2 separate regions of the Mus musculus genome follow, and region 2 is linked to region 1. The links are chromatin loops, found by intact Hi-C in ENCODE. Cell type or tissue: heart. All regions are shown on one strand. Links, peaks and the distances in the headings refer to the core of each region. The heading gives the core; the rest is flanking DNA. Region 1 holds the start of Tyw3 (tRNA-yW synthesizing protein 3 homolog (S. cerevisiae)). Region 2 holds the start of Acadm (acyl-Coenzyme A dehydrogenase, medium chain).

The links. Peaks named below come from ENCODE experiments on the same cell type or tissue, not always from the same donor. Only the 100,000 strongest peaks of a DNase experiment are listed, where the experiment ranks them.
Region 2: a loop joins it to region 1, with 2.7 times the contacts of the local background. A loop is called at or near these places in 4 of 42 quality-filtered maps.

Annotation. Positions count from the first base shown.
Region 1 is chr3:154,593,271-154,604,137 of GRCm38, forward strand. Tyw3 (tRNA-yW synthesizing protein 3 homolog (S. cerevisiae)) reads right to left here and starts at 3,828. Exons shown (of 6, transcript NM_172474.5): 1 at 3,583-3,828; 2 at 1,184-1,264; 3 at 447-545. The coding sequence starts at 3,756. It overlaps Cryz (crystallin, zeta), which reads left to right and starts at 3,441. Exons shown (of 9, transcript NM_009968.4): 1 at 3,441-4,014. In heart, for the core only: CTCF peaks have their summits at 3,354 (motif pointing right), 3,570 and 3,939; DNase peaks (open chromatin) are centred at 3,491 and 3,851; H3K4me3 peaks cover 1,888 bases; H3K27ac peaks cover 1,694 bases.
Region 2 is chr3:153,935,761-153,952,192 of GRCm38, forward strand. It overlaps Acadm (acyl-Coenzyme A dehydrogenase, medium chain), which reads right to left and starts at 8,883. Exons shown (of 12, transcript NM_007382.5): 1 at 8,636-8,883; 2 at 6,123-6,210; 3 at 3,310-3,407; 4 at 3,137-3,206; 5 at 2,794-2,894; 6 at 1,943-2,023; 7 at 535-665. The coding sequence starts at 8,665. In heart, for the core only: no CTCF peak of the experiment used is centred there; DNase peaks (open chromatin) are centred at 6,041 and 8,851; H3K4me3 peaks cover 2,265 bases; H3K27ac peaks cover 2,971 bases.

The sequences.
Region 1 (10,867 bases), core at 1-8,000:
AGCTTGTGAGCAAGGACTGCACACAGCTCTACCCGGATGCTCTGTGGCTCATGATTTACTAAATTATGTTGCAATGAGACGACTCTGCATGTAATGGAGTAAAAGGTGTAGGTGAGCAGGGAGACCTCAGACATGCAGTTCTTGAGCTCTCGTCTAGAACTCAGCCAGAAAACCAAAGACACAGCACTGTGAAATCCACATGAATCCTCCCGCTGAGGGAGACCGCGGGCCAGGTGTGGGTACTCATTTTACTTTCCCAGAGATGACCGGGAGTCCCTACTCCTAACACTTGACATAAATAGCTAGACCAAGCAAACATATGAGAACAATTAAGTCAAAACATTAGCTGAATCAATCAACATTAAATAATTTTAAAAGGTGGCTTAAAGCTTAAAATTAATTCTACTGAAAGACATCTCAATTCAAGAGCAAGTTCAACGTCTTACCAGGGTTTGTGCGTCCTGCAGTGTCCGGCATTGCACATGGAGGATAAAAGGTTCAAACTTCAAAACAGCTTCGCTGGTTGCACCCTTCAGAGCTGCCATCTGAGGGAACCAAGGGTCAGCATGAGGTGCGGCTGCCCAGCCCTGTCCTGTCAACCTGTTCTCCCACCCACCTTCTGCTTCCTAGACATTCTAGCTCTCACTACCCACTCTGTCTGAGACATCTGCGTCCTCTGCCCTCATTTTTATTACAAACATTATTCTTTGCTTATTTTACTTAGTTTCCTGTGGAGCCTATGAAGGGCATGGAGCCCTCCCCATTCCACACGAGAATGCTGGAACCAGCCACACCTCTTTGTGTCCACTTCTCTCCTTTCCTCATTTCTGCAGAGGATGGGGCCGGATGTCCACAGGGACCCGGAGGGAAGGTCTCTGCCTGGTACAACCTTCCCTGTGCTCACTCTGCAGGCTCAGAGACGACACACTGGGCACAGCCATGAGCGTGTCCAGAAGGGATCGTGGTAAATGATATACTCTTATTTCCAACATTGAAGCTAGCAAGGCAGAGTGAAGTCCCTTCTTCTTTTATATTTTTTTTACCAGGTTGCAAAGTTATTAAATAACAGAGCTGAATGTGAGATTTGAACCCAGTGAGCCATGTGCCCACCCTCACCTCTGTGCTGCTGAAGAGGCAGGCCTCCCTGCTGAGTTGCAGATCACTTTTTAACTTAAAAACTTACCACATCGTCTCTCGCACACGGTTTGTGTGTGACCAGCAGCCAGCAGCAGTGTTGCTTCTGAACTCCAGAGCCTTCTGTGCTCTAAAATGACAGACAACTCAACTGTAAAACTTAGCAAGATGAGTACATTTGCATTGTAGAACATGGTGGGCATTCTTAAGTTAGTACTCAGAAAGATGACTGAAAAATAATTCAGTGTATTTTGGGTAAAGATAACCTAGGAGAAAAATCAATTCAAGTAACTTAGGGCTCAGATGGTAAAAGTACTCAGGTGTCTTCAGAAACAGGGGCGTGCTTTTGGTTTGCTTCTGTGTTTGTGTTGTGCTGCTGGGGATGAAACCCAAGATCTTATGAATGGCAGCTGAGCACACCTACCCTGGGTCACAAGCCTCTCTGGGCATGTGTTTGCTGGAAGAAAAGGATGAAGGACTTATATGTTAGCAGTATTTCACCATAAAAAAGTGAAAAAGGGAGAAGGCACCTCCTGTAGAACAGGGTGGCTAACACTACGGAAGGCCGACCATTTGCTGACGTCTGGGATGGGCACACCTTTCGACATGTTCCTCACCACTATGGAAATGTATTTGAGATCCCTAAAGTAGACTGCATATGCAAAGCAGCGAGGAGCAATGTGTCAAAGCTCTGGAGAGGCTGTCATTCCAACAGCGACCTAAACACTGCTTCTTTGCAAATTCTAATCGGTATATACAGATCCTTCCCTCAGAGTCTGCAAAGGGAGAGCAGAAAACCACACACATGAAGACCACCGCATCTCTACAACAACCACGCACACAAAGCTCTGGAGGCTCCTCTGGGAGCTGGTGGGGGAAGCGTGGGCCCTGAACGACCGGTTTTCATAGTGAGGCTCTAGGAACATGGGCTGGCTGTTATAAACAACCTCCGAGCCAAATGAGTGGTTTATGCTTAGCAAATGTACACAATGTCACACCACGACTTGGAACATCTCTGGCTTACCTATGTTTTCTCCACCCTGATTTTTTTTTTCACTTTCCTTCTTTTCTAATAAAGCAGAGTAAAAATAAATAGCCACCAAGTATAAGATACATAAGCTAGACAAGGTTCAGAAAGCATCCTATGACAACTCAGAATGGACAGCCACTCTTAAGTGGGCACTGTGCTTGTCTGCACCTCTTTCTGTGTCTGGCATAACAGTGGAGCTTGGAGAGTCGTGTCTCAGCTATGTAGATATAGGGGAAGCATTATAGGACAGCTACTCCAGAAGCTGAGGCAGGAGGACCACAGGTTCCAGGAGTTCTTGGTCTATTAAATGTGTTCAAGATCAGTCTATGCAGCTTTGAAAGATCCTGTTTTAGAAGGTTTAAAAAAAAAAAAAAACAAAAGGTAGGGAGGAGGCTGGAAGTTTCACTCAGTGGTAGAGTGTTTGCTGAGCATGATCGAGACCCTAAGTTCGGTTCTCAGTACTCTGCCACTCCTAAATGAAGAACAGGAACAAGACAAAGACAAGTAACTAAAGAAAATAGTTCAATCTTGGCAGTTGGTTAAAATGAGGAAAGGATTGCAGGTTACAGAACAATATAAATTTGGATTTTCTAAAGTAAATTCTGCTTAAAAATGAAAATATATAAAATATATATCATATTCTATTATGATTATATTTTGTATAATCATAATTATAATATGTTTTCATTATAGATATTTTACACATAGTATATACATATATATTTATACATTTATAAATATATTATACATATATGTGTATGCATCCCTCATATGCATATACATATGAATGTGTTGTGAAACATGGCTTGGAGAAGAGACAACAGTGTTTTGGAGACTCGTCTGAATAAACCCAGGCAGGGCAGTTGTAGAAGAGGTGTGGGCAGCTAGCTTGTGAGCAAGAGTGTCCATGAACAGAACGGGAGTGGTGGAAGCAATATAAACATGAACAGACCTCGATAATCTGGGACTTCAGTACGTGAAGAACCAAGCGGAACCTAGCGACTTTTAACCAGCAATATGGGGCCAGGCACGATGAGAAATGTTGGAAATAAATTACCCTATTTCACGTGTTGTCTAGTTATCCTGTGTTGTGGGACAGGAAGAGGATGAGAGCGTGCAGCCAGGGGCTTTGACCATGTATCTACAGTACTGTTTCATTTAGAGCTAAAATGCCCAGGGCTGTAATAATGACACCGGCCACCAGGGGGCAGCGACCCCTTAACCTTCGGGCGCCCATCTCATAGCGACAGTGATTGGGTTAGCGCGGCTCGAGGGCGAGCGTGACCGAAGGGACTTGGAGACTCGAGCTCCTCCAGCGCTCTGTAAATCCAATCCCCAGCCTTCGCCACTTAAGCTAGCTCCACCATCACCCGGAGGACGCATTAGCATTGCACAGCCTCCCCCGGCCCGGGCCTCACCCCGTCCAGAAGGAGGATGCGCCCTGCGCAGGAGCTGGTGGTGAAAAACTCTTCCCGCGAGTTCAGGAGCTCCACCACCTCCACCGCGTCCTCGTCCACACTGCCCTTGCGGCTAAGGTCCGCCTTGCTCAGACTCTGCGCCTTCCACCGGCCGAACTCCGCGCTACGGTCCATGAGCGAGCGAGCGAGCTGGGGTCGGCTTTCTGCTCTGGAATGCGCCTTCTTCTCCATGGGCGCAGCCATATTGCCGCCACGGTGGCCGGAGAGGACCAAAGTTCCCCATTGGCGCAACCAGGAGCAAGACGTGCGCCGCCAGACCGTACAGGCGTAAACCGAGAGGGGGAGCCTAGCGAAGTTAGGGAAAGCCAGCCCACCTCTTTCCCCACAGACCTTCTGGAGCTTAGGAGGTTTTGTTTCCTACTCTAGAGGAGGGTAAGTCACCCAGGACCGCAAGCAAGGTCCTACTCTTGTCTGCCGGGAGGCTTTTTTTTTTTTTTTTTTCTTTCTTTCAAGTTCTAGGCTCCAGGAGATCTATCTGCACTGGAGAACTGCACAGCAGGCGGCCGGTGGTTCCGACTGGGGTAGCTGCCTACTGATGCCTGGGGATTTCTGCCGCCACCCAGGCACTCGCGCCCCAACTCCGGGTTCACAACTTCCCAGGTGCAGGTAGAGGAGGTCTGTGTTCTGTCCTCCGGTGTGTATGCAGTGGGCGTTGTTATTCCTATTTTTAGACATAGTGGCACCCACCTACAGTAGTCTTCAAAAGAAAGAAGAGAGACCTAGAGAGAGTCAGAGACAGAGGGACACAGAGAGGGACAGAGTTAGAAAAACCTAATACATTGTTAACTACATCTTGCGCATTTACAGTTCCCAGAGTTCCTGCCTCAGTCTTGTGACCAGAAAAGACCTGTTAATGATTGAAAGTGCAGAGGCCACTGTGTGGACTTCGTGTCCACCTCGAGCCCCTGAAGCCACCATAACTCCCCGCTGGCTCCTGCCCTAGGAAATGCAGCTTGTAGCAAGCAGCATTCTGTCACACTGAAGCGGGGCCTGCCCTGTCCATGAGATGCTGCAGGGGTACAGAGTGATCAGTGTGAAAGCAAGACCGTGACAACATCATATAGCCAGAAGACTTGGACTGGATACTTTAATTTTCATCATTTATTCGTGTTTCCAAGTTAATAGTAAGCCACAAGCTTCCATGAGCCATTCTGGAACAGTGGCAGTACATTTTATAACTATGAGGCCTCTTTTTTAGTCTTCATTTAAAACTCTCTCTAGAAATCAATTTTATTTTATTTTGCTCTTTTTTCCACACCGTGTGTATTCCTGGTGCACTCAAAGGACAGAAGAGGGTATTAGATCTCCTGGGACTGGAGTTAGAATAGGTTTCGAGCCTGAGTCACCAAGTTGGTGCTGGAAAGCCAAATGAAGCCCTCAGCAAGAGGATAACAAGTGTTCCTTGCCGCTAGCCCTAACCTTGGCCCTCTGCACTTCATTAGTAATATGTCTTTCCTCTTGAGTTTGAGAGTTGACTCACTAACTCTATGTTAAGATATACATACGTCTAACATATCCCCTACCCATTTAACTTTCATTTAAACCAATGAATGAGTTTCAATCAGTCTAGAGGAGGAATTTTTAACTGTGTATGTCCTAGAAATAAAAAGTAAAATAAAAATAAAACAAGGTACTATAAACAGTTTTCACAACATATATATGATAGATAGAAAAGCCCATTTAAACCATAGCATAGTTAACAAACCAAAGAAACTAGGCATGATGGTGCATATACTAGGAAAGCTGAGGCAGGGGAGTTATCCAGAGCTCCAGACCAACCTGGACTACAGTGTGAGATGCTCCAAAGTGGCAGAAAGCTCCTCCTTGTCCAGTGTGAGACCATGAGTAACAATAAAGCTTACATTGTTGCAGCCAATCCCCACAGGTAGCCTAGACTAGACAACCTATACCATCAGGGTAGATTAGCTTTCCCTGTAGAACCATGTCTTTTATGTTTCTACTGTATTTCCCAATTTGTAGGCATTTGAAGAATACCCAAGTAGACGCCTTTATTAGATAATATATGCCCCAGCCTATAGCTTGGTGACATTTCATACCCAATTGCTCATACATTCCAGAATTCATTTCAGAGGCATGAAGGACAATCGATGCCAACATTTCCAAAAGTGAAGTTGGAAGATTCTAAGTTAAGGAAATAAAATCAGCCAACATTTAAGGCACTGAACTTGGGTTCTAGCCCTGCTGTGACCTCTGTGACCTGCCAGGGTTTCTGAACCTCTTCTAACAAAGGCAAAGGTCGTCTCCTTCATAAAAGGAAGGCTGGCTTTTTAGTTCTGCATAGCATCTTTTCCCTTTGGTCTTTTGTAAAGATAATAAAATGAATGGAGATTTAAAAACTATGCTTTTTTAGGAAAAGCTCACTATTATGAAGGCTTAAGTTCATAACTGCTGTTAGTATATCATCCTATTTTATTCTTGTGGTTCTTGTCAGGAGCCATCGAGGAAAGGGGACCTTCCTGGAGGCTTATGATGGCTGAGCTCTGAGAGGCAAGCTCTCAAGAGGCTTCATCTCTGGGTTGCTTCCTGCAGCTGATATGCCTTTCCTGTCATAGATAATCTAAGGGTTCCAGAGCATCACCCACTCTATTGAGCAGATTTCGTATAGATCAACCTAAAGATGAACTTTCATGAATTAATGCTGTTTAGATGAATTAATGATTTCATAGAATTCCTGATTTGATTCAAATCCTTTTGGGAAGAAAGCTTTAAGATGGTTTTAGTTGTTTTGCTAGAAAGATGTAATAAAGTTAGAATCAGGAATAGACAGTGCCCGTGCCTCAGAATAGTAAGTAAAGGCTGCATAATAAAAGATACAACAAGCTTTCAAAATTACACTAAAAGGAGAAAATAGGCTTGGGACAAATTTGTGTTCAAGGAAAAATATTCAGGTCCAAGGATGAAGCCACAGGTGTGCACTATGATCAGGCCAGGGCATGTAAAAACTGAACTTATAGTGAGCTTATCGTATAAAACACTGCATTGCACTTGTTACTGATACCTTTCCGTAACTCCCTTTTATGTAACATTTTATCTATAAGGGAATTCTTTCTTAGAGAACTTTTTGTCTAAAAGTATAAAAAGTCTGACAGCAATAAAGGAAGGTGGTGCAGCACACACATTTTCCGGTGTGTGTGTGTGTGTGTGTGTGTGTGTGTGTGTGTGTTGTTGTTGTTGTTGTTTGTGTGAGGGACTTCTCTCTGGTTCAAAAACAGTTAAGGAGCTCTGAGCCTCTTACCTGGCCAGCCAGGGGCTCCCCACTCACTCTCCAGAGAGAGGAGCACTAACAATAAATCCTTTCACTTAATTCCCTCTGCTGAAGAGCATGAGTTAGTCCACCAGGAACTGAGTTAGAGAGCTCAGTGCTGGTTCTCAGTGCTGGTTAAAGCACGGCATTAAAAAAAGATTTATTTTTTTTTCATAGCAACATTTTTTTTCCTTTTTTTCCCCATTTTTTATTAGGTATTTAGCTCATTTACATTTCCAATGCTATACCAAAAGTCCCCCCATACCCACCCACCCCCACTCCCCTACCCACCCACTCCCCCTTTTTGGCCCTGGCATTCCCCTGTACTGGGGCATATAAAGTTTGCAAGTCCAATGGGCCTCTCTTTGCAGTGATGGCCAACTAGGCCATCTTTTGATACATATGCAGCTAGAGTCAAGAGCTCCGGGGTACTGCTTAGTTCATATTGTTGTTCCACCTATAGGGTTGCAGTTCCCTTTAGTTCCTTGGGTGCTTTCTCTAGTTCCTCCATTGGGGGCCCTGTGGTCCATTCAATAGCTGACTGTGAGCATCCACTTCTGTGTTTGCTAGGCCCCGGCATAGTCTCACAAGAGAGAGCTATAACTGGGTCCTTTCAGCGAAATCTTGCTAGTGTGTGCAATGGTGTCAGCGTTTGGAAGCTGATCATGGGAAGGATCTCCAAATATGGCAATCACTAGATGGTCCATCCTTTTGTCACAGCTCCAAATTTTGTCTCTGTAACTCCTTCCATGGGTGTTTTGTTCCCATTTCTAAGAAGGGGCAAAGTGTCCACACTTTGGTCTTCGTTCTCTTGAGTTTCATGTGTTTAGCAAATTGTATCTTATATCTTGGGCATTCTAAATTTCTGGGCTAATATCCACTTATCAGTGAGTACATATTGTGCGAGTTCCTTTGTGATTGGGTTACCTCACTCAGGATGATGCCCTCCAGGTCCATCCATTTGCCTAGGAATTTCATAAATTCATTCTCTTTAATAGCTGAGTAGTACTCCATTGTGTAGATGTACCACATTTTCTGTATCCATTCCTCTGTTGAGGGGCATCTGGGTTCTTTCCAGCTTCTGGCTATTATAAACAAGGCTGCTATGAACATAGTGGAGCATGTGTCCTTCTTACCGGTTTGGGACATCTTCTGGATATTTTTTAAAGCATTCATTTAAGTACAGAGCAGTAACAAAGAGTTAGGTTTCCTAGCACTTACTCAAGCACAAAACATTTTCACAGCGCTTACTTAAGCACAGAGAGCTAAAGAGAAAAAGGAGCCTGCTGGGGGCCAGCTCTAGCTGTGCTTTCTGGTTCTCTCTTGAAGGTAACTGAGGGGGAAGGGTGTCGTTGGGGGCAAGACTTAGTCTTGCAAGATATTTAGGGTTGCCTTTATTATAATAAAAAGTTTATCTGTCTTAAGTCTAAGTCACATTCCTATGGTAGCTGACCTGCCTTTCTGAGTTGTTCTGAGGCCAGAAAACTTCAAGTCTCTGGCCTTTAGCACCTCATAGTAGAACAGCAGGGGGTTAAGTAAAGAGCCTTTGCTCTGTCTCTGCATTGACTGCTGCTCTAACTCCCAGCCTGCTCGTTGAAGTCACCTGAAGAAAAGGGGACACTTTGAAAAGTGATTTTTCGGTTGTATTTCTAAATTCTCTCTTAAAACTTCTTCTCTTGCTCTCTAAAACCTTTCCCAAAAAAGTTTTCTCTGAAAAAGTTCTTTTCCTAATCTTGCTCTCTCCTTCTGCTCTGATATAACGATGGCCTTGCTTTTGATACAATGTAACCTTCCTTAGTCTTTTGTACCTTTTCTAGGAGAATAGATCACATGGTTTATCCAAGCATTCTTGTTTTTTCAAAAAAGTTCCCTAGAAGTTCAAACATAAATTCAAATCATAAATTGAACAAGAAGTATACAATAGAGAATGTTTGCATGCATATCCATTAAGAGTAATTATTTGGCTGAACATTCATTATCTATCCTAGCTCTACAGGTTTATGGAGAGTTAAAGATGCAACTAAGTTATTGAAGTTTTGTATAGAAAAACCCAGTCAACATGTTATCTTATGTCCTTGCAAATATAATAAATCTTTGGTTCTCTTTTATGACCTTTGATTAATTGTTTTACAACTCTTGGAATGTGCTCTAAGTTGTAAATGCCTGCTTTCTATCTCAGAGGCAATTAAATTGAAGACTGGCAGAGTTCTCCTTGCAGTGTGATATCAAAAGGACTTAATGACAGTCCTATTATAAAAGATCTTAATAATTACTAGTGTAATTTTAGGAATTCTTATAGAATCATCATTAAGAACTAAGACATCATCTACTTGTCTATATAGCATCACTATAAGACAGTACATCATCCTTGATCTGCAGAAACCTGCTCAAAGGATAGGCTAGTGATTGTTATATATGTTTAATGATAACAGGAAAAGCATACTAATAGCAGGAATCTTTCCTCAGATGTAATCTTGGCCTTGCCTAAAGGAGTGAATCTGTCATAGCTTTATAGTCTATGATAGAACTATCTCAGAAAGATCGCCTGCTAGTTTTTGGCTTCTTTTAGATGGCTCCTGGCAGAAACCAGTGGTTTTCAGCCACAGAATAAGCAAGAGAGTGTGAATTTTCCAGAAGCCATCAGCTTCTACCCTCAGTACAGTTAAAGAGAGTTACAAGGCCAGAGAGCATCAGTCTTTTGGCCTTCATTCAACTCCGTGTTCCACCTCAGCTCTGAACCCCAGAATGCTGGGGCTAGCCCCCTGCAGATTCCCTTTGATACAGTGAGAGTGTTATGAAGCAGATGATGAGACTGTGATTGAGTTCAGAGGTAATAAGTGTAGGCTGGAGCCATCGGAACGCAAAGGCTCAGTGGGGAATGAGATTAAGAGAAGCAAAGGGTGGCTGGTGCTGCCAGGACCAGGCTGCCTCTCTGCAGAATCAGGATAAAGTGTGTGTGTGTGTGTGTGTGTGTGTGTGTGTGTGTGTGTGTGTGTGTGTGCAGTTCATAGCAGCCTTACATTTAGTACAGTGAGTTACTATTGAAAAGTGCTATTGTCTGAGCTGTGGCCTGCAGCAGAAAGCCATGAAGACTTACTCACAGTAGACCCTCAGACCCTTGAGGTCATGATTGTTGACTGTTGATGTTCCCTCACAGAAGGATGGGGGTCCTTGCACCTGCACTTGGCCTCTTAGGTCCAGAAGGTGCTAGGTTATTTAGAAGGTAGAGGGTTACCTGGAGAGGGTTTCCATCTATCTGGCCATGGGGAAGTCCTTGTCCATGCTGGGTGAGACTTTCCAGTGGTGTGGTTGGTTTGGAGTCATCTTCACCCCTGTAAGTAACCCCTCACCCATGTTCTGTAAGCCTTACAACCCTGCCTGAGCCAGACACTGGGGAGTTGTATTTTGTTTTGTTGCTGAGAGCACATAAGGATGTGGGGGCATTAGTGTTTTGTCTGACTTGTTTTCTGGACTGGATAGAAAACTGTCTTTTCTCAGGTTTTGAGTTTTGTGTCTCAAACACCTCCTAGGTAGCAGCAGAATCTCACTATTTGATTTGATTTATTTAAAGAAATTATGATAGGCCATAGTTAACATTATGGACATACAGATAAAACCAGTTCATCACATCTACCAGTATGATGTTTCCAGTTACATAAATTCATCTGCTAATTAGCTTTGCTTTTCTTAGCATTTATTTTTAACTACCTTTTATCTTCCTTATAATAGGATGACAGAAAAGTTTGCTGGGCCATTGTTATATATAAACCAGTGCACTAATTTTTAACTTTGAGTTTTCTTTCTCCTTTTGATACAAGGAACTATGGAGGGGCTGTGAGACAGTTCAGCAGTTAAAAGCACTTGCCACCAAACCTAGCCACCTCCGTTTGGTCCCTGGAACCCACATAACTCCTGGTTGTTCTCTGCCTCCACACCTGTGCCTTGGCTTGTGTCCATACC
Region 2 (16,432 bases), core at 5,000-12,999, 650 kb before region 1:
TGCTCCAAGTACTGGAAGTAGAGGTGGATATCATCACCACGGAAGGTCTGCTTTTTAAAAATGTTTATATGGTGCTGGGGGTCTGTGCGTGCTCTGAAGCACTGTAGCCCCTGAGTTGCATGGCAGCCCCACAGTCCAGTAAGAACGCCTCTTCAGGGGATGGGCGTCACAGCACAGTGCTCCCTGGTATACAGAGCTCCAGGTTCATTCCCTAGAACCACAAGCCTGCTGAGAACCACCCTACTGAAGCGTTCTGCTTTCCTTCAAGCGAGGGTTAGCAGACTGTGCACTGGGACTGAGCCCGCCTGACAGAGTCAGTGAGATTAGCTATTTTTACTGCGCTTTACACTTTAGACTTCTTAAATTAATCTCGAAGAAATAGCTCAAGGGCTTAAAATAGTTCATGAGTCACCGAGTTATTTATAATCTCCTATGGACCTCCCAGTTTTAAAACTATAGGTTGTTTTAACTGAGAAGGCTTAATAATAAAAGAAGAAAGGGAGACGTGGAAGGTACAGTAATGAAGAGGCCTACCAGTTGGCCTTTCCCCCGTTGGTTATCCACATCTTCTGGCCGTTGATAACATACTCGTCACCCTTCTTCTCTGCTTTGGTCTTAATGGCCGCCACATCAGAGCCTGCGGAGGGCTCTGTCACACAGTAAGCCTTGGATATCCAGACACAAGAAAAAAATTAAATGTTAATTATTAAATTGTGAATATCTGGCAATAGTGTTATTTTGCTTGTTTGTTTTGAGGTTCCAGGATAGAACCCAGATTCTTAGGTATGCTAACTAGGGTTCTACCAGTGAGCTATGCTCCAGCCCGGCATTTTGTCTTTGAAGGCAGTAATGATAAATGAATATCTAGAATTACAATGTTCTTAGAAAACCAAATAAACTGCTGAAATGTAAAAAAATGTACTCTTTTAAAACATTTTAACTTAATTCAAAACTAGACACAGCATACCAATAAACTACAGAAAATATTAGGAATTGAATAAACAAATTCATTAAATTGAGCTTGCTATGTTGATGTATTTGAATGTTCATTGAATACCCATTATGTAGTAGCCAGATGGAAAACCAGAGCTGAAAGGAAGTCCACCTTGAGATTTTCACCGGGTACAGGGTAACCATATGAAGTGTGGGTGCTAAACACCAGGATTTGAGAAGCCAGTTTCTACGAGATGATGTGTAAGTCAGACCTCAAAAATGAAGGATATTCTGTAGCCATGTATTGTCTGCAGGAGTGTTCTCTGCATGTGATGAGGATGAAACGCAGGATAGGGTTGGGGGCACAGCCTAGCATGCACAAGGGCCTGATTCAGTCCCAGGCATCACCTAACGTAACTGGACATTCCATAAACTGAGTCATGCGTGGTAGCACACATCTGTGATCCCAGCAATAGAAAGGTGGGAGCACGAGGAATAAGAGCTCAAGGTTACCTTGGCTACCCCGTGAGTTCAAAGCTAGTCAGATACATGAGACCCTAAAGACAGAGAGTCACAGCACAGAGATGTGAAGACAGACCCCCCCCCCCCCAGGCTCCCAAGTGCTGGGATTAAATCGGTGCACCACCCTGCCTAGCCAGAGAAACATTTTAAATGACAAATGAAGCAGTTTGAGTCGAAGGATAGCCGGGGCTGCAAACACCCAGACAACCGCTCCCATCTGGAGCTGCAGAAGGACGGTTCAGCAGATATCACTTCCTGAAAGCCAGCAACAGGATAGCTCAACACCATCTTGGAATCCAGAAACAAGTGGACTCTCCCTTGTGGAAATGAGCAGGGATTGCTAAGACACCGGCTGGACAGTCCAGGTACGCCTGTGTCTGCCGGACTTCTGTCCTCAGGGCACGAGGTCCAATAAACACATGCAGACTGAATGGCAGAGCCAGCGCTCCTGGCCCGTTTACAGGGAAATATGGACGAACATACTCACACACATCATTGGCTGCTCCGTCATCCTCCCCAAATACTTCTTTTTTTGTTGATCATTTCCAGCAAGAATCACAGGCATTTGCTACCAAGGGAGATTAACATTAAGACGTCGAGATATTTAAATTAGTTACGTAGATTCAGAAAACCACAGTTCCACGAATAAGAACTACCTGCCTCCCATAAAGAAGTAAACTTATGAACTGGCATTTGCTCTGAACGAAACGAGCGAGAAGAACACAGACTAACATGAGCTTCTCCTTGAGTTATAGGTGGGTGGGGCTGCTTAGTGACACACAAGCGTGGTTGACAGTAAGGAGATCACAGATTAAATTTAGGATATGTGACACGGTCTGCACGACGAGCAGGCCTCCTAGATACTGCTCAGTTCATTTCAGCGTAGTAACTGAGCAGCAGGCCGAGGGGATGGCTTCCGAGCTGCCGCCAAAGAGTACAGTTTCCTCACAAGGACACCCAGAACGGCCAGTATGGGAGACAAGTGAACCACAGTGATCAAGCTATAGAATCACAGCTCCAGGCCGGCAAGCCAGTCTTCCTTATAGTTCTTACAGAGATTAACCCAGCTTCACGGTCGGTGTCTCATTAACAGCCCAGGTAAGCGATTAGCATTTCTCAAATGGTAATTTTACTTATTTTGTACATATGCACACATGTATGTCTATGTATGTGTGCACGAGTTACAGCTCTCTTCTGGAGGCCAGATGACACCTTGGGGGAGTCCGTAGTCTCCTTCCATCACACGGGCCCCAGAGGTGGAACTCAGACCATGGGGGCGCCTTTACCCACTGAGCCATTCCACCAGCCCCATGATAAGTGATTGTCTTAGTGACTTACCCCCAAAGAATTTGCTTCAATAGCAGTTTGCACCCCTGTACACCCATACGCCAACTCTTCGGTAATTAAACAAGCATCGAACGTTCCCAGGCCAAGGCCACCTACAGCGTCAGAGTGTACGTAGCACGTTATAATATGAAGAACAACTCAATAAACTCGAAACCATCTAGACAGGGAGATGCCTGTGCTCTGTGCTGAGTGAGGACCAGGCTCCTCCGAGCAGGCAAGTTCTATGTTGCCAATAGGGAAACAAAGGCAGAAAGCCTCTGAATGGCAACAACACTTTAGAGAAATGGGCGTTTTCATTTTTGTAATTTTCGGAGCAAACGTGTAGGAGGCTTACCGCAACTTTCCGGAATGTGCGCGTTGATCAAGCCGAGTTCCCAGGCTCTTTTGATGAGAGGGAACGGGTACTGAAAGGAGAACAGGTACAGCACACCTGAGCCTAGGCAGGCTGGCCACCCAATCTCCTGGCCATACACGACTTCCCCACTTCCCCGGCAACCCGATACCCACCTCCCCGCTTTTGTCATATTCCGGGGCGACGGGGATAATCTCCTCTCTGGCAAACTTGCGGGCAGTTGCTTGAAACTCTTTCTGCTGTTCCGTCAACTCTAAGGGAACATTATTTTGAGAACATCAAAAAGAGTTCATCAACACTGAGTTGAAGAGACAAGGCCCATGAAGCTGTTCTGCAGAGGTTTCTATCTATCAAGAGGTAAGCTTCTGACCTCAGGCAGCAGTCTAAAGACACAAGACGTACGCACTCGGGCAGCATACAGCAATAAAGCTTGTTTCAGGGACTTACGGAAGAACGTCAACACCATGATTTAAATTTCACTCTTCTTTTAAGCCCCCAATAAGGTTAAGGATATAAGTTCCCACAAATAAAATGGTAAAAGCAATGAGAAGTCTCCCCAAAATATTAACAGACACATTGAACCCTCTGTATTAGCAACAGGCAGTATTAAAACAATGGGTCTACACGAAATAAAACTAGTTATTGTAAAATGAATGAGACGACTCCGCTGCCTGGACCCCTGGGGTAAGTGTGGATGGATAACTGCATTTTTGGAGCTGTACTACCTGGTGTTTCAATGTGGCTGCACTGATATAATAAACGAGGCTGGAAAGTAGCTCACAGGTGGAGGGAGCACTTTCCTGTCTAGCCTCTGTGAGGGAGGCCCTCCATTCCACCCTCCACACACGGCAGGGCAGGGAGGGTTAAAGGTGGCACTGGGTATTTCAGGCAATCAGAGTAAGAGCCAACGCTTAGAAGAACAAGCCAGGTGAGGCAGCATACACCCTTATACCCAGCACTCAGACCACAAAGGCAGGAGGATCTTTGTAGGTTCAAGGCCAGCCTGTTCTACATGGTGAGTTCCAGGCCAGATAGGGATACACAGTAAGATCCTGTCTTTAAAAAAAGAAAAAAATATATATCTACAGTTCTCATTTGTATGGGGCCGAGAGGCAAAGTGTAAAAGACAGATCAAGTCTCATGGTTAAGACACGGAGACTAAGGAATGGCTGAAAGCTGTGTACTTCCGTCAGTCATCCACACAGCCTGATGACACACCAAGCAGTCTTCCTTTAAGGGGACTGGCACACTGGTTTCTATGGTTTCACTACTAAGTACAACAAACAAACAAACAAACAAAGAACCAGGAAGACAAAAGCAGGAGACCAGGCAGAGAGGAGGTGGCTCCTCGAGGCTCGTGGTGATGACAGCAGCAGTCAAGGAGCCTGGGGCTCGGAGCTGCTGGGGTTTTCCAGATCTCTTCACTTCAAAGACTGGAGATAATTCCTTCCGACTTTAGACAGATGAGTCCAAAGTCAGAAGGAAAGGCGTCTACCATATTATTATTTGTTGGCAACCTGCTTTCATCAACTCAGTAATCTTCATGATATCCTATTGCACTTGTTATACCTACTTTATCCATCAGAACCAGTTAGTCCTGGCTGGCCAGGAACTAGCTCTGTAGATCAGCCTGCCCTCGAACTCAAGAGATCCACCTGCCTCGGTCTCAAGTGCTGGGGTCAAAGGTGCGCTCCTCCACCAGTCCTCTCATTACCTGCACTTTAGTCTGAGCTCACAAACTCCCTCCCAAACTCCTCTATCTGCCTCACCCTCTGGCACTCCGAGGCTTGTCAGATTCTCGGAACTGCCCACAAGTATGTAGGAATTCATATGTAAAAAGCTGAGAATAAAGCTGGGCGTGGTGGCGCACACCTTTAATCCCAGCACGTGGATTTCTGAGTTCGAGGCCAGCCTGGTCTACAAAGTGAGTTCCAGGATAGCCAGGGCTATACAGAGAAACCCTGTCTTGAAACCCGCCTCCCCTGCGCCCCCCAAAAAAGCTGAGAATAGATAACAGTCAGAGTAAAGGCTGCTACTCTCACACGCCCACTAATTCAACTTGCTATGCTCATGATATATGAAAAGTCTAATTCCAGTTGTGTGTGTGTGTGTGTGTGTGTGTGTATGTATGTATTTTCACTCAAGTATACTCGAATAAAGTCAATAAACCTAGATGCGTTCAGCCACCAAGGACCCCGTGCTTGTTAACCAGCTCAGCCTTGGAACTTTTCAGAGACCAAGGGAACAGAGAAAATGGTTTCCTAGCTAGAGGCAAGGTAACAACTTCAAGTAAAAACCCTTTAGGGGTGAAGGACACCAAAAACCAGGATTTACTTCACATTTTTAACTCGGAATGTTTCATTTTGTAAAAAGGAAAAGAAGAATCTAGCTTCTTTTCCCTCCAAAACCACATGGCCACCTGGTCTCAGGTCTGAGGACACCGTATAACAGCATCAAACCGCAGCTCAGATAAATCAGGCCAATTTTTTAATTGTTACACCACTGAACCGATGAGTATTTGGAGAAATATTTGTTAAGCCAGCGGGTGTGGTTGCTCACACCTTTAATCTCAGTACTAGGGAGGGAGAGGCAGGCCTGCCTATCTCTCTACTTAGAGCTCCAGCCAGCCAAAGCTATATAGTGAGACTGTCTCCAAAGACAAAGGAAGTATGTTACAGTTAATCTGTAGGTTGAAAACAATTCATATATATTCATTTATTTGGGCTACCATTTGGGAAAGAAGAGAAAGGACACCATAGAGGCCGCCTGAGAACACTTGAGTGTTCGGGAGAGCATACAGAAGAAGGCAACGCAGTTTTCGGGAGAGCATACGGAAGAAGGCAACGCAGTCCAGCAGACGGAAGTTACCGGGAGCCAACTGTGGGCGGTGTCTGCTCCACTCATCAACAGACATCATGTTACAGACACAGCCCAGGCAGACCTTCAAGTCAAAGGGAGGGACACATACCAAAACTAAACCCTAATCCGGGCTCCTGCTTGTGAGCCGCTTTCGAGTGTTGTGTTCGACACTCAAAATGAGAAACACTTCTCAGGACCTGGAAAAAAAATAGATATAATAAGTAAACTTAATAACCTAAATATCAACCAAATGCAAAAACACTGGCTAGGCCATTGAGGTCCTTACTGTATAGACGGGTGACCGGAGCCTGAGCCCTGGAACCCACGTGGTGGGAGAGAGAACTCACTCCCACCACCGTCTTCTGGCTTCCACCTTGCTGCATGTACTGAGAGTTCCACACAGACACATCCGCACACAAATGAGTATTGTCATACAGACCCCAGGGCAAGCACAGCATCTGTATGGCTATGTTTTTATTCAAGAGCTACGTTCTTAAAGTCAGTACTAAATAAATTATAACTCAAACGTCAATTACAAGCTAGAGGGATGCCTAACCATAAAGGAAATGTTATTCAATTTTATAGTTTTTCATTTGTGTGTCTATATATGTGTGGTGAGGGTACAGGATTCTCTGGAGTTGGAGTTACATATAGTTCTGAGCCACCTAACATCAGTGTTGAGAAGCCAACTCAGGCCCTCCGCAAGAGCAGTAAATATTAAATGAGAAAAAAATGTAAATTGCTCAGTCATTCTCATTCTCTCTCTCTCTCCCTCCCTTCCACCCTCCCTCCTTCCGTGTGTGTGTGTGTGTGTGTGTGTGTGTGTTCAAGTGCAGTTTTTGGTGGTGCTGTTTGTTTTGTTTTTGAGACAGGTCTCAATACGTAGCTGTGGCTGATTTGGAAATTTACTTTGTACACAAGGCTGGCCTTGAACTCCCAGAGAGCTCCCTAACTCTACCTTCATAAATGCAGGGTTAAAGGCTTGACCCACCACACCAGGCCCTAATAATTTGGTTTGTGTTCCTGTTAGGACAAGTTCTTTTGAAGTAGTTTAGGATAGCCCCCAAGCCCACCGTGGAATCCAGGCTAGCCTTGGGATCTCAATTCTTCTGCCTCTACTTCCGAGATTAAATGAAGACCACCACTCTACAAAACTGGTCAGCTGCATTTTATACAACTTAAGTGGCGGGCCCATTACTGGGCTCCTTATATACTGACATTAGTCATTCAATTAGAGTAGCTTAATGCACGCACGAGCCTGCTCATTGCTTGTGCAGAGAGGATGTGCAGGTCTGTGTGTGTCTGTGTGTGTGAACACACCTGTCTGTGTATGTGAGTGTGCACGTGTCTGTGTGTAGACAGCTTAGAAACAATAAAAAAAAGAACAGGGTTAAAAACTTAGCATTACAACATAGAGTTTAAGTTTTGCAAACACCCGTCTGGGAACAGTTCCAAACACACAATTTGTATTTACACCTGAAAATCAGGCTCACTAATCCTAGGAGATAACTGGAGATTATTAAAATAAGACAGCCAGGCTTGAAGGCAGAGGTGAAGCTGTGAGCGCCGCACCACCCTGGACTACAAAATGAGACCCAATATAAAGAACGACGACACTCTGAAACTCTAAAGTCAGAAGAGAATTGCGTTTATTATTCCTGGCTCTCTGCCAAAACCAAGGAATTCCAATATGGGAACACTACTAACTTTAGTCTTCAAGCCCGCAACTACAGCATAACTAAGTAACGAATTACTTAGAAATTTGACTCTTGGTTTTATCCCGGTGTGAAAAATAGGATAAAGGAATGCATTTTCTGTTTTGTTATGGTGTTAGACTTTCCCTCTCTTGTCCTTGGAGGCACCAAGAAACCTGTAGTTCTGTTGTCAGAATAAAAAATAACTTTAAAACCCTTCAATTTCTGCTTTCAGAACCTGTTGAGTTGTATAGTAATGGTGTTGTAAATTCTAAAACTACAGCTTTCGGTGCCAGAGGCAACTTCAGTCCAGTTTTAGGTGGTATAAATGGAGGTTTGTACGAACACATCGCTAATATAACAAACTAGTGGTTAAAACAGCTTAGGAGACAAAACTCTGCAGGGTACAACATTTAGAAAGCAAGCTTCATGAAAATTCTTCGGTAGGCTTGTCTCCCTTTTGTTTTTTGGAAGGGTGCCTGTACATCACAAAACCACAGGCGTCCTAACCCTGTTGGTGCGAGCGGAGCGGCCCACTTCCCTTTCCTTCGTGTTGTGCCTGTGTTCTGTGCACACCCAGGATCAACCTGTTTGGATCCTAACACTTGTTCACGCCCGTGGCTACAGAACCACACACTGATGCCTTCCTGGGGTGGGACTACAGTCAAAGTTTTTTGGAAGTGATCGCCTCTGCCACAGCAGGGTTCTGACACCGGGTTCCCTTCAAGAAGCGTGGGTGACTGGAGAGAAGTGGCTGAGCCCATTGACCCAGAATGAAGCAGGTCCGCAGGGCCACGCCTGCAGGGGTCAGAGCCCGGAGATCAGTGAGGGAGGGCGGCAGGCAGCGCGGGGGGACGCCCGCAGGCTCCCGCTTTCCCCCAGGCCGCGTAGGGCCGACCCTCCCGATACCACCCGGTCACCCGCTCACCCTGCAGCCTCTGCGGAACGCCGCTGCCATGATGGCTCCTCGATCTGCTGCCTCCGACCACCTCCGTGCAGCAAGCAAAACGGACGGGGGTCCCGCCCCCAGGAGGCGTGGCTTGGAGGGAGGAGAGGGGCGGGCCTTAGACTCTAGGGGTGCGGAGGCGTGCGGGTCAAAGTCTGCAGACCTCGGGGGCGTGGCCTAGGGAGTCCCTTTACACACAGATGAGGTCTGAGCTCTCAGACTGACTTCGGCTGAGAGACAGAGGGATGACGGGTCCAAGCAGAAGACCTTGGGCGTGGTCTTTGCAGGCTCAAGGGGTGTGGCCTGGGAGGCGGGGCTAGATGAGGGAGGGTCTCGGGTCCGGACCTGGGCCAGAAGAGGGAGTGGCCTGAAGGCCCTCTGCGCATGCGTCCTGCTCCCGACCTTGCCCGAGCCTAAACTTCTGTGCTTGGCCCGGAGAAGAAGACTGTGTGCCCAGTGTCACCGGAGCCCGAAGGTCACGTTCTTTCCAGAGGGCTGCCCGGGAGAGCTGGACCCGAATCTAGGCCAGAGGGCGCAGCCAGACGTTTCTAGCAGTCAGCTGTGACCTTTACTTGGAGAGTCAGATTCTTTATGGCTCCGGTATTCACTGGAACAACAAATTCTGGGCTAGATCGATAGGTAGTCTGTACTCCTTAAAATTTAAATAGGAAATTAGCTGCATGTGTAGCCAGGGCGACTAAGACATCTCAGTGCCAGGAGACTGAGAAGGAAGATCACTGCGAGTTTGAGGCCAGCGAGAGCCAAGTAGCAAAACCTAAACAAACCAAAGCACAATAGTGTTTATTTCATCTATTTTTCTGAACGTTTTCAAGGCTACTTATTATCCACTTATATAGATGTGGGAAGCATCCTTGGGAACCCAAGCTGAGCCTATCCAAAAGCTCCCCAGACAGTGAACATTGGGAGTGAAATTTTGCTCATGAGTTTGTAAACTTTGCTTAAATTCCCATTGTCTTCCAGTTAGACCTTGTGTCTGAGATGGTAGCTGTGGTGTTATAAAGATGAGAGATTATAAAACTTCTTAGTGTTGGGTACCTTAGTTGCCAAAGATTAAGCTGTCAATAGTCCTCTTGCTCTCTGCTTCAAGGAACTGGGAGACAGGAGCTTATTTTTGAGACTAATGAACAATGAAAAATTCTCATCTTCTCTCTGTCTTACCTGTAGCATTGTCAGGCACACCAAAGCCTAGAAAAGGTATGTGGATTCCATTGTGAGATAAATGCTCAGATCTATAAGATTAATCTTTCAACATCAACAATCTTTCCTGAAACATAGTTTCTAATGGTTGTAAGGGAACATTCCAGAAAAAGGTATCTTCCTTTGAATGGCCTGCTAGTCTGATGAGCTGTTTAAACCTCTGATTGTGGAATGTTCCAGGTCCACAAACAACATTATCTGTGCCATTTTTAGCCTCCTTGGCAGCCATTTATTGCCTTCCTTTATGTGTAAGCTAACAGCTTTGTGACCATTAGGTACATTCTTTAGAATATTCAGGCACACACCTACCTCCCACCAACCAGATGGCAAATGTTGTCAGATAGCATTGGAAGCCTATGGCTTTTTTTTTTTTTCTGTAACATTTCTACTAAAGTATTTGAAAAGTACTTTGATGTAAATATGACCTTCTTTGCTCTGTTTCCATTAAGCATCTTGATATTGCTACTTCATTGGAACAGAGACTTTGGGGTAGCCTGGAGAGATGCTTTGAGAGCGTGTCTCTCTGTCTCTGGTACAGTGTGTTTGCTTCACCTCACATTCACTCTCAAACAGGAATAACAAGGGTTAGCGATCTTACAATATTTGACTGACTGTATAGCATTAAGGAGTTGGACCCAAAGTTAAGAGAACAGATGCAAATGAAGGTAGCAGACTTTTATCCTTCTCAGCAATCTTTGAGCCCAAGTGAAGAGTTGGAGCTTTTTTTTGGGGTGGGGGGGAGTGTTGTTGTTGTTTTTTTTGAGACAGGGTTTCTCTGTATAGCCCGGGCTGTCCTGGAACTCACTTTGTAGACCAGGCTGGCCTCGAACTCAGAAATCTGCCTGCCTCTGCCTCCCAAGTGCTGGAATTAAAGGCGTGTGCCACCACCGCCCGGCAAAATTTATTTATTTATTACATGTAAATACTCTGTAGGTGTCTTCAGACACCCCAGAAGAGGGCATCAGATCTCATTACAGATGGTTGTGAGCCACCATATGGTTGCTGGGATTTGAACTCAGGACCTTCGGAAGAGCAGTCAGTGCTCTTAACCGCTGAGCCATCTCTCCAGCACAGAGTTGGAGCTTTTGGGTAAGAGCAATTTCTAAGAATTTGATTAGTCTCAGAACTAATTTGAACATAACACGCTCCAACTCTAAATATTTATATAACACATTGTCATGTGAGTTCTGTTGTCACATCTGTCTGGACAGTTAATCTCTATCATCATTTAATATCCAGACATAGTCAATATGTGCATTTCTCCAGTGACTTTTACATGTAATTTGTTTTCAAACCAGAATTCTATGAATGTTTTCCTACTTCAAATTGGTTTTAACTTCTTCTATTTTAAAATTTAATCAATCTTTAGCCAACAATAGCATCTTTTTAAAAAATATGTATATTTGTATGTCTCTGTGCACATTGAGGCCAAACGATGATAACGGATTCCCTGGAACTGGATATAGGTGATTGCCAGCTGCTGGCTGTGTGTACTGGGAACCAAACTTAGGTCCTCTGCTCTTAACCACTAAGCTGTCTCCTCAGCCCCCCTCTTGTTTTCTTTAAGAGGCCAAGCCAGTTGTCCTGAACAATGGCCCCTGCTGTACATTCATATTACTTCACATGAGCAAGTCTTTAATGTCAGCTTTGTCTCCTGATGATGGTTGGTTGTAGCAGTGAGTTTAGCTACACCACTTTGGCTCCTGGCGGATTTCACAGGATCTTTGGATTATCGAATGAAAGACACACACACACACACACACACACACACACACACACACACACACGTTGATTTTTGACTTGCCACAACTAGCTCAAAGGTTGGGCACTCCTAAACTTTTACCTAGTACCCAACTCCAATTGGGAAAGTGGCCAGAGGCCACTTCTTACAGGGCTGGTTGGTTTAATCTACTGTAGCTCTTCTGTCCCATCCTCCTCTTTTGAGTCATAGTGAGTCTCCATCTTCCTTTCTCCCACTTCCTAGCCCACATAATCTAAACGTTGAGCCCCCCTCTCTCCTCCCAGCCATTGATCTTTATTGATTGATTAAAGACTAATTGGGGGCAAGGACCTTCATCGTTTCGACGGGTAGATCCCTGATTAATTGAAAGCATTGGAACCAATCCCCAAGAGATGATTATTTGATAAAAGTGGTGATGCACAATCCTTCCTATGGCAAAGATTTAGTTTCCCATTGGCTAGTCAGAAGTAGCCACAGAGCTATGTCCCTAGCAAGCAAGCATAATCTTTATGCTCAGTTACTGAAAATTTATATGTCTGCAGGAACTCACAAGGAGAGGATTCCCCTACAGTGTAGGACAGTTAAGAATATAATCATTCAAGATGGCCTGCGGATTCACACCTCTAATCCTAGCATTCAGGAGGTATGGGTGCTAGAGGACCAGTAGTTCCAAGGCCAGGGGTGGGAGGGATGAAGGTTTAGCTACTCAAGGAGATGAGGTAGGAGGTAGAAAGTTCAAGGCCTGGACTACAGAGCAAGTTTAAGACAAGTCTGTGCCACTTGAAAAGATCTGTGGGTCAAAAGTAAAAATTGCAAAAAAGGCTGGGAACACAGCTCACTGGTAGAGTACTTACCTAACATGAATGTAGAGCTAGGTTCAGTTCCCAGAAATACTTAAAGGAAAGAAAGAAAAGAGAGGAAAGGAGGGAGAACTGACTGCATTTACCTCAGGCCTTTGTGGTTTCTTCCAGTCAGCCATGCTAGGGAAAACCCAGGCTCACGTTCTGTAGTGCTGCTGTTTGTCGAGCAAAAGTCACACTTGAAATTGTTGGCTGTACTTTGAGTGCTAGATCTAGCCATTTGGCTCTAATCCCTGGATCTGATTCTTAGTGGAAAAGCAGTGAGTGCTCCTAACTACTGACCCATCTCTCCAGCTCCCTACCCCTTTAAATTTGTTTAACTTTTATTTTATTTGCATTGGTTTAAGGATGTCAGATCCCCTGAAACTGGAGTTACAGACAGTTGTGAGTTGTTATGTAGGTGATGGGAATTGAACCTGGGTCCTCTGGAAGAGCAGTCAGTTCTCCGAGCCACCTCTCCAGTCCCTTTACTCTCTTTTTAAAACTCTTCGTAGGAATAGAAATTTGAAACCATCAATTTCCCCAGGTATGATTAAACTATGAACTCAGAGTTCATGGATCGAGCTGAGTGAAGGAGCTGAGACACTACTGGATGAGAAAACAGAAATCTCAAAAGCCAGAAAACAAACACATTAAGGTAGGTGGGTGCTTCTCGGGTTCTGGGAACTGAAGGAAAGAAGAACGTGCTTAGCAAATGCTACCTTCACATAGCCAGGACCTTCAGGAGTTAAAGACTAGAACACATCTAGAGCTGGAGAGATACAGCTAGACTTTGGAAAGAACTAAGAGACCTGGAGAGCCAGGGATGTCAGACACCTATAGTCCCACCACTCAGGAGGAAAGACGATCAGACGATCAAGATCATGCTCAGTTCATAGCCAATTCGAGGCTAGCTTGGGCTCCACATGACCGACCCTCTTTCCACCTCTCCGCTTCAGAAATGAGTGGCCTATCAAATTAAATTCAGCAAATAAGATGTCCACAGCTAACTAGTATTTACCACAACAATACAGAATTGAACGAATATACCCAAATACATGAATGTATCATGCCTACATTATCAACTTAAGGTACTTTAATATTTGTCCATGGAACATAGATTATGTACATGTGACTCATGAAAGATTACTCAAATCTTAGGAACTAGGAAAACAAATTTCCCTACCAAACCCAAACACTGATAGCAAATGTGAAATGATGTTGAAACTGAAGCATCTATTTGATAAGAGTTGGGCCTATCTATTCTGTCAAATCCTGTCTCTCAGCTGCTTGAAGCAGAGAGCAAGATGACTCTGACAACATATATCATTTAATCTTTGGCAACTGAGGTGCCCAACACTGGGAAGTTTTATAATCTCTCACCTTTATAACATCACAGCTACCATCTCAGACTCAGGTTGGCCTTCATGTGAGTTCCAAACAACTAGAGTTGGGGGCGGGGGCTCTCCCAAAAACTGTTGCCTGTAGGTGGAAATATGTTCTTCTAGCTGGGCTTCTGGCCTCAGTGGAAGAGGATGCACCTAACCTCATGGAGACTTGATGTGCCAGGGTGAGAGGATACCGTAGTGGGAGGATGGGTGGGGGTCCCACCTGCTCAGAAGAGAAGGGTAGGGAAGATAGGGGACGGATTGTTGGAGGGGATGACGAGGAGGGAGGCAGTGATCAGGATGTAAAGTGAAAAGTAATAGTAATAGTAATAATAATAATAATAATAATAATAACTGAGTATGAAGAAAAAAGTTGCCTTGGTCATGGTGTTTCTTCACAGCAGTGGAAACTCTAATTAAAACAGGCTTTTACTGCACACTGATGAAGTGTTTCCCCACTTTAGAACAGATTAATAGAATTTATTAATTTGTAGAGGGAAATAAGTATGTCTATTAAAGGAAGTCCCCAAGTTTGCAGAGCTGTCAATGTTAACTTCTAAGCCAAGTATGCCTGTGCTCGAATATTATCCTAGCTCACAAGAGGGGCACAGAGTTTGAGGGTTACCTGGGCTACATAGTACCCTCTGTCTCAGAAAAATAACTGATCTTTTGAAAAAGCTACATTTGTTTGTTTGTTTGTTGTTGTTTTTGTTATTTTGGAGAAGCTACATCTTAATGGGGAAAATGTTCTTACAGAAATTGCTAGCTCAGACCTTTAAACATCCAAAAGTCAGGCCAACTGTCATGGTTGCACACCTTTAATTGTAGCACTCAGGAGTCAGAGGCTGGTAGATGTCACTGTGTGCAAGGCAAGTCTGGTGTACTTAGTGAGTTCCAGGCCATCCAGGGACCTTGTCTCAAAAAGTGAAAAAGAACAACCAATAAAACAAAACAACAGACAAAGAATTTGCTAGCCCTTTCTGGCTTTAATGGCTTTCTGGTGGTATTCCACACAGATCGTTTTATAAACTGCGTGCTGTGCTAGAGTCTGTCCTTAACTCAGACATTTACATCTAGCCCCATTGGGCTTGTTGGAGGTTGAACCTCTGGGAGCTGATTGTCCTAAAGGTGAGGCCCTGAGGAGTGTGGTGAGTGCCCTCACTAAATAGGCCAACACTTGCCTGGTCCTTTCCGCCCTAAGGGGACACTATCTGAAGCCAGGACAGGGATTCTCAAGAGAAGTCAGCCACTCTCACTGCCTGATCTTGCAATCACAGCTCACAGCACTGAAGGAAGTGCATGCTTCCCACCTTGGTGATAATGGACTGAACCTCTGAACCTGTACACCAGCCCCAACTATATAAGACTTGCTTTGGTCATGGTGTCTCTTCACAGCCATGGAAACCCTAACTAAGACAGAAATTGTTACCAGACACTGTGGTATTCCCTGTGATAGATAGACCTGACCATGTTTTTGTTTGGAGGGATGTGGATTTTGGGTCTTTGGATTTGGAATTAGTAGAATGCTTTAGGTAGGGCTTAACGCACCATCCTAGTAGATGTATAGAAGACATTGCTGCTGCGGATGATCTGTAGGATTAGATCTTTTTAAAGCCTACTTTTAATAAAGGTTCTCAAATGCTTTGACACCCCCGACCCCAGCCCATTGTCTCAAGGTAGGAGAGAGAGAAAAGATGGTAAATAGGAAAAGGAGATGTGGACCTGTTTAGAGTAGTACTTTGGGGTAATTTCAATCTCTGTTCGTCAGGATACCAGCAGTCCAGTTCAGTATTGTCAGGGTACCAAACATGAATCAGCAGCGGTGGCATGATCCAGAAGAAACAGCCAGGCCTCCGCTGAATTGGCCTGCATCAACGGAATCAACCAGAGCCAGCTGGGATGCCGGGAGTTCTCTGCCATGCTTCTCCCAACGAAGTGAAGAACAGCGAAGAAGTGAGACCAGCTAAACATCGCACAGCTAGCTATGCAAGCATGTGTCCGTTGAATCCCATCTCTCTAGACATCACGTGTCCTCCCACAGGGCTTGCCTCAGCAAAGCACCGTGTGAGTCTGCGTCACCTGACACAACCAGAAACGTCCATTTCAGTGATTTGAACTGTGCAGACCTGGTCCAAGAGGTTTCAGTGGAGAAGAATTTTAATATGTGGCCTAGAGACTGTTCTTGTGATAGTTTGGTGAAGAATGTAACTGCTTTTTCTCTGCCTGAGGCTAAGGTGAAGACACTCAGATTAATTGCATCGACAAAGGAAGTCTCAGAAAAGCCTAGTTTAGACTTTATCCTGTGGTTCACTCTTATTGGAGGATTTAATAAGCATAGCAAGCTTAGAAAGGAAAATGCAAAATGAATGGTTCAAGTATTAAGGGGTGCCAGGAAATAGAAGGAGCTAAATCCTATCTTCAAGGAGATAAACACAGTGGTGACTTTGGGACAAGATGCCACCCACCTAAGCTTACTGTTTATTGTAAGCCAGCCCCAATTAAATGGTTTCTGTATAAGAAACATAAGACATGGTGTCTCGGAGCTAAGACGGAAAGGATGGACTCTTGCATGCGCTCGACTGGCCAGGAAGAA